2 separate regions of the Mus musculus genome follow, and region 1 is linked to region 2. A link is a loop called in an ENCODE intact Hi-C map of the cell type or tissue named here. Cell type or tissue: heart. All regions are shown on one strand. Each heading gives the region's core, and the rest is flanking DNA. Links, peaks and the distances in the headings are about the cores only. Region 1 overlaps Cdc123 (cell division cycle 123). Region 2 holds the start of Camk1d (calcium/calmodulin-dependent protein kinase ID).

Evidence for each region. Peaks named below come from ENCODE experiments on the same cell type or tissue, not always from the same donor. Only the 100,000 strongest peaks of a DNase experiment are listed, where the experiment ranks them.
Region 1: a loop joins it to region 2, with 2.3 times the contacts of the local background. A loop is called at or near these places in 8 of 42 quality-filtered maps.

Annotation. Positions count from the first base shown.
Region 1 is chr2:5,805,064-5,807,864 of GRCm38, forward strand. It overlaps Cdc123 (cell division cycle 123), which reads right to left. Exons shown (of 13, transcript NM_133837.5): 8 at 2,368-2,443. Among named protein-coding and RNA genes, the nearest start is that of Gm29984, 19 kb to the right of the region's middle. In heart, for the core only: a CTCF peak has its summit at 1,351; no DNase peak of the experiment used is centred there.
Region 2 is chr2:5,713,531-5,716,331 of GRCm38, forward strand. It overlaps Camk1d (calcium/calmodulin-dependent protein kinase ID), which reads right to left and starts at 1,232. Exons shown (of 11, transcript NM_177343.4): 1 at 616-1,232. The coding sequence starts at 707. In heart, for the core only: a CTCF peak has its summit at 1,328 (motif pointing right); DNase peaks (open chromatin) are centred at 1,101 and 1,681; H3K4me3 peaks cover 1,809 bases; H3K27ac peaks cover 1,384 bases; H3K27me3 peaks cover 925 bases.

The DNA.
Region 1 (2,801 bases), core at 219-2,718, 91 kb after region 2:
AGATGATGCCCATAAAACACCAATTAACATAATTTACCATAGGTAGTGATCGAGGCTTTTGAAGCTGGCCAGAAGACCATACAGGTGAACACGGCAGCTCAAACCAAATAGCTCAGCAACCAAGGTCTATGAATAAATGCATCTTAGGCTCCAGAATGCCACACACTTAATTTTGGAAGTCGTTATTTTATTTAGCACGGTGGAAAGGATTCAGTCACAAAAAGACTTGCTTAGTAAAACCTCCAATAGCAATTCTAGACGTGCGCATGCATGCACCTGCTGCTTTCATGTTTAAAGCTAGTCTCTTCAAATCGCTATCCTCTTCCAGGTGGTGGTGGGGTGGGAACATGTAAAAGAGCCCTCACACACACCTGCCTGCCTTCACAAAAGCAGCCTGTGTTTGTTTTACGGAAGGTGATTGGTCTTCAGAGCCTGAAATTCAGACTGCTGTAAGGAAAGGCCTCTGAGTTCTTAGTCACACACCCAAGTGTGACTAGCACACTTAAACTGTGGAATATGTAACAGTGGAACACCTACGCTTATCTTAGTTATAAGAATAAATGCCACCATTCCATCCATTCCATGAGAACTGGTGAGCTGATGCTCAGCTACATGTCCCTTGGTCCACAACTTTTACCTTACAGAAAACACAGTGGCAAACGTTTTGAAAGAACAACTTACTTCAGTCCATAGCCTGAGTAAGTGACAGCTAACAGGGTAATATCTTCAGAGGTAAGAAGACAAGAAACAGACTTGTTTCATATATTTTCTCTGCTCATGTAATAAACAATGCCCTAATAACAGAAAGATTATAGGAGCCTGGAGAGATGGCTGAGTTAAGAGTATACACTGAGCCGGGCGTGGTGGTGCACGCCTTTAATCCCAGCACTTGGGCGGTAGAGGCAGGTGGATTTCTGAGTTCGAAGCCAGCCTGGTCTACAGAGTGAGTTCCAGGACAGCCAGGGCTACACAGAGAAACCCTGTCTCGAAAACAAAAAACCAAAAAAACCAAAACAGCAACAACAACAAAGAGTATATACTGTCTCACAGGAGACCCGAGCTTGGTTTCCAGCACCCACATTAAGACATCTTATGACTCCCTACAGCTTCAACACTAGGCAAATCCAACACTTCTGGCCTCCATGGACATTTGCACACCCCAACACACGTATGCACAAGTAAATAAAATAAATCTTTAAAAAAGGAAAGACTGTTAAAATTTAGCTTTTGATGATGTTTATTTTACAATAAGCACTTTACTGGGAGTAAAACAAAACTTTTCTAACCACTGGTTGAGAATGGTAAAAGCTGTCCCTCCATCTCTAGAGTCCAGACAGGATCAACAGCGCCACCTTCCTGTGTAGAAACATTCTGGTGGAATTTTTAGGGTCACTTATATATACTATATCATCTGCAAATAGTGATATTTTGACTTCTTCCTTTCCAATTTGTATCCCCTTGATCTCCTTTTGTTGTCGAATTGCTCTGACTAGGACTTCAAGTACTATATTGAATAGGTAGGGAGAGAGTGGACAGCCTTGTCTAGTCCCTGATTTTAGTGGGATTGCTTTGAGTTTCTCTCCATTTAGTTTGATGTTGGCTACTGGTTTGCTGTAGATTGCTTTTATTATGTTTAGGTATTGGCCTTGAATTCCTGCTCTTTCCATGACTTTTATGATGAAGGGGTGTTGGATTTTGTCAAGTGCTTTCTCAGCATCTAATGAGATGATCATGTGATTTTTGTCTTTGCAGGCTCAGGACCCTTATTAACACAGAACTCCAGACTCAATATCAAACCCCTGTCCTAATTATTGAAACTATTTCCATCAAAAGCTTGTTTTTTCTCCTTTGGCTATTTTCCAATGAAACATGATCATTGTACATATTTATGAAGTAGTGTGACACTCTGATACATATATGATCAAAATAATGATAAAATTAATATATTCACACAATGAAATATAACTCAACCATAAAAGTGAAATTCTAAAATTTACAACACAGTTATCTTTCTCTTTTAAAAATAAAGTTTACTGTTTGCTTGATTAATGTGCATGGGTACACATGAGTGTGTGAGGGGCACACACGAGTGTGTGAGGGGCACACACCTTTGATTAAGCAAGTGCACATGGTGGTCAAAGACTGGGAGTTAGTTCTCTCCTACCACACAGGCTCTGGGACTGGCCTGAGGCTATCAGGCTTGGTGGCTTTTACCAGCTGGGCCACCTTGTCAGCAATCCTCTTTTAAAGGCTCCTCTGGGGAAAGGGCTATAACAGAGCACTTACCTAGCATGTACTAGGATCTGGGCTCACTTTCTGGAAACATATACACATTAAAGATTACCTTCAAGGACAAGAAGAACTCACCAATAAGCTTATTTTCTTTGACAAAACATCGGAATTCAGCCCCAGGAATTAATTCACACCATTTTCGGAGAACAAGCTGTAGACACGGAATAAATATAACAGAAGTATATGAGAAGAGCCTTTCATGTGAAAATCTTATTATAATGATTGTCATTAAAAGTGGTTTTGTGATAAAGAGGCCACCTAAAACAGGAGATGTGACAGGAGCTGCAACCCTATCAGAATTGAGGTTTTAGGTTTGGCTTAGCGGTTCAGCGCTTGCTTAAGCAGCTCAGAGCCTGAGGAGCATCCTAGCGAAGACGGGGTCACCATTTGGAGAGATTAGAAACAGATAAAGAAGGCAAATCTCACCACCACTGCGCCACAAGCTGCCCTGCTGGTTGTATATTGTGTCCCTCTTGAAGAGTGAGTGTCTGTCTGTCTGTCTGTCTGTC
Region 2 (2,801 bases), core at 271-2,770:
CACCCGGACATGAACCCCAGCGCCGGGCATCTGACCCTATGGTGAGATGTACACACAGATGAAGCTCTGACCACATGTCACTCTGAATACTGCGAAATTCTTCCCTCCCATCATCCTGAGGCCAGCCAAAGTCTTGTCTACACCTAGTACGTGCATATGTCAATTCCATAGGAATATATGATGTAAGGGTAGGACCAAAAGCTGAATTTCCTCGTGACCACTTTCGTCGGCCCAGTGCGCCCATACACACGATGAGTAAGTGCACACAGCCAGCGATCAGCGAGATCCACCATGCTCAGCCCACAGTCACGCGTGGGGAGAAAATCAGTGGAGGGCGGTGGTGGCAAGGGAAAAGGAAAGTCGCCCGCCCGCGTGGGCTGTTCTCTGCGCGCCCTGCGCTCCCCTCCCCCGCCCAGGAGAGGTGTCAACCGTGGGCGCAGACCCACGCGGTGGACTCGCGGAGGGTCTCCATAAGAGCGGACTATGGGACAATGAGGACGCATCGACCAGCCAGTTTCTGCCGCGGTGGCGGTGGCGACGGTAGCAGCAGGAGCAGCCGACGCTGCTGCCGCCACCGATGCTACTTCCACCCGCTGGTCCCCAGCACCCACTTACGTTCCGAGGGTCTCCTTGAACTCGAAGATCTTCTTAATGTCTTCTGCTTGCTTTTTCCAGGAGGAGCTGCTCTCGCCGTTCTCCCGGGCCATGGCAGACTAATGCTGTAGGGCGGCCGAGGGTTGCGCTGGGGAAGGGGCGCCGGAGGCGCGGCGCGGGCTCCGGGGGATGCCCGGCGCCGGGATGCGGAGCGGGAGGATGCGGAGCGCAGGGAGGCTCGGGCTGCCGCAGAGCTTCCTCTTCGGCAGTTTCCTCTTTCGCCTTGGCTGCTGCCGCCGCGGTCCCTCCCTGGCTCTAATTTCTACTGCTCTCCGGCAAAGACTTCCTGCCTCTGCCGCCGCCTGCCAGCCTCACTTTCTGCTACTTTCTTGCCTGGCTCCTGCTCCCTCCCCGCCGCCCGCCCCACTCCCCCAGCCCGCCTCCTCCCGCGGGCTCCCCGCCCTCCCAGTGCACCCGGCAGCCTCCCCGCCTCCCGCGAGGCGGCCTTCGGGGATGTCCCGCTCCCCCTCCCCTCCCCAGGAGCTCCGTGCTTGGGCGCCGGGATGCAGCACTTGACCACGGAGCCACGCACGCTCCCAGGCCGTCCGCGCACCCTGGGTCCCCGGGCGAGGGCGGGTGGGAGAACCCAGCAGGTGCAGGGCGCCGGAACGCGCGGGGGAGCCCTAGCCTTTAGGGAGCTTTATTATGAAGTCAATGCTGGGGGCGCCCGGGCTTTCCCTCTTCGAGCAGGAGGGGGCGCCTCTGCTTGGCGCTCGGAAGCTCTCGGCAAGGTGGGGTTGCGCGGCTCACGGTTGCGGGGCGCCCAGGGCGGGGCGCCTTCGCATACCCAAGAGCCGGTGACCCAAGCCTGCTGTGCAGGAGGGCGGGTGGGGGCTTGTTGTCAAGGCAATGGGCGGCGGCCTGGATGGAGCCATCGGCAGGCGGGCGTTGACTCCTGGCCGCAGCTTTGCCCCAGCAGGCGCTCCCGGAGCTCGGCAGTCACCTCCGGACTCCGCTGCTGGAGCTAATTCGCATTGCACCAAAATCTGCTTCACGTCAGTTTTGGAGCAGCTAAAGGAAACCTCGGGATGTATCGGACAGGCACGCCCAAGACGAGCCAATCACCGCCTGGTGGTCCCTTCCGGAGTAAAACTCCAGGGGTTATTTGGCGGCCAAGTGATGGGTGGATGCGGGACATGGTGGCTGGCCTGGCCCAGAACTGGAGTGACTGGACTGACTAGTGTTTGAACCCTTCTGATTTCCTCTTTCTCACTTTACTCCTGATGCTCTGAGGCCGTGGCCAAATTACACCGATTCAATGGAAAGACGCCTCTCTCTAGCGCCTTCCCCCATCAGCATACCCCGCAAGTGGCTTACTTAGAAGGTTAAGGTAGAAGCAGAGATACATTTTCCTCAGGCCTCTGGTCTCCAGAGTGAACTTTGACCTGCCCACTCTCACCTGGTATTCACCTGTTAGAGGACAGTAGGCAGCGTTTCCAGTTGGTCCTTTGGTTCAACTGGCAGGGACTACTACCTCATGATAGGAAATGTTAAGTTTTCTTTGTAGCAAGACTTCCTCTCCCTTAGAGCTGTTCGGCTGAATTGAGTAAACAGCCCTGTCTCTTAACTGGGGACACCTGTCCCATTTTCCCAGGACTGTTCCAATTTGAGAGGGGGGAGGAGGAGGAGGTGTGAATCTGCTTTCAGAAAAAGAAATCCCCCCCCCCCAACACCTCCCCATTGGTTCAGACTGGCCAGAGGCTCTGCCTTGGAGCCCTTTGTGGACTCCCAAGGAGGTTAGAAGAAAAATCTACCTATCCCTAGATTCTCAGTGCTGTTTTCCACGTTTCTTTGGCCCTTAGTCCTAAGCTCTTGAAGCTGAGAACAGCAGAGAAGAGGGTTATAACCATTGGTTGTTTAGGAGTGTGACAACCGAGTCATATGATCATCATGTTAAGTGTATTTACACAGACCTGGATGCTGCACACACCCAGCCTGTGGGATACACACGCTCACGGGCTTGGAGGTTGGGGAGAAACAGCCTATTGCTCCTAGAGCCATAATGAACAAAACATGAAATTAAATCAAGCACAAGACAAAATGATGCAATCGAGAGGCACGGTAAATACAAGATACAAGAGGGTACTGCCGGCATAATATAGCAAACTGACTTACAGTCAAGTTTTCTTTCACAAGCAGAAGAAACA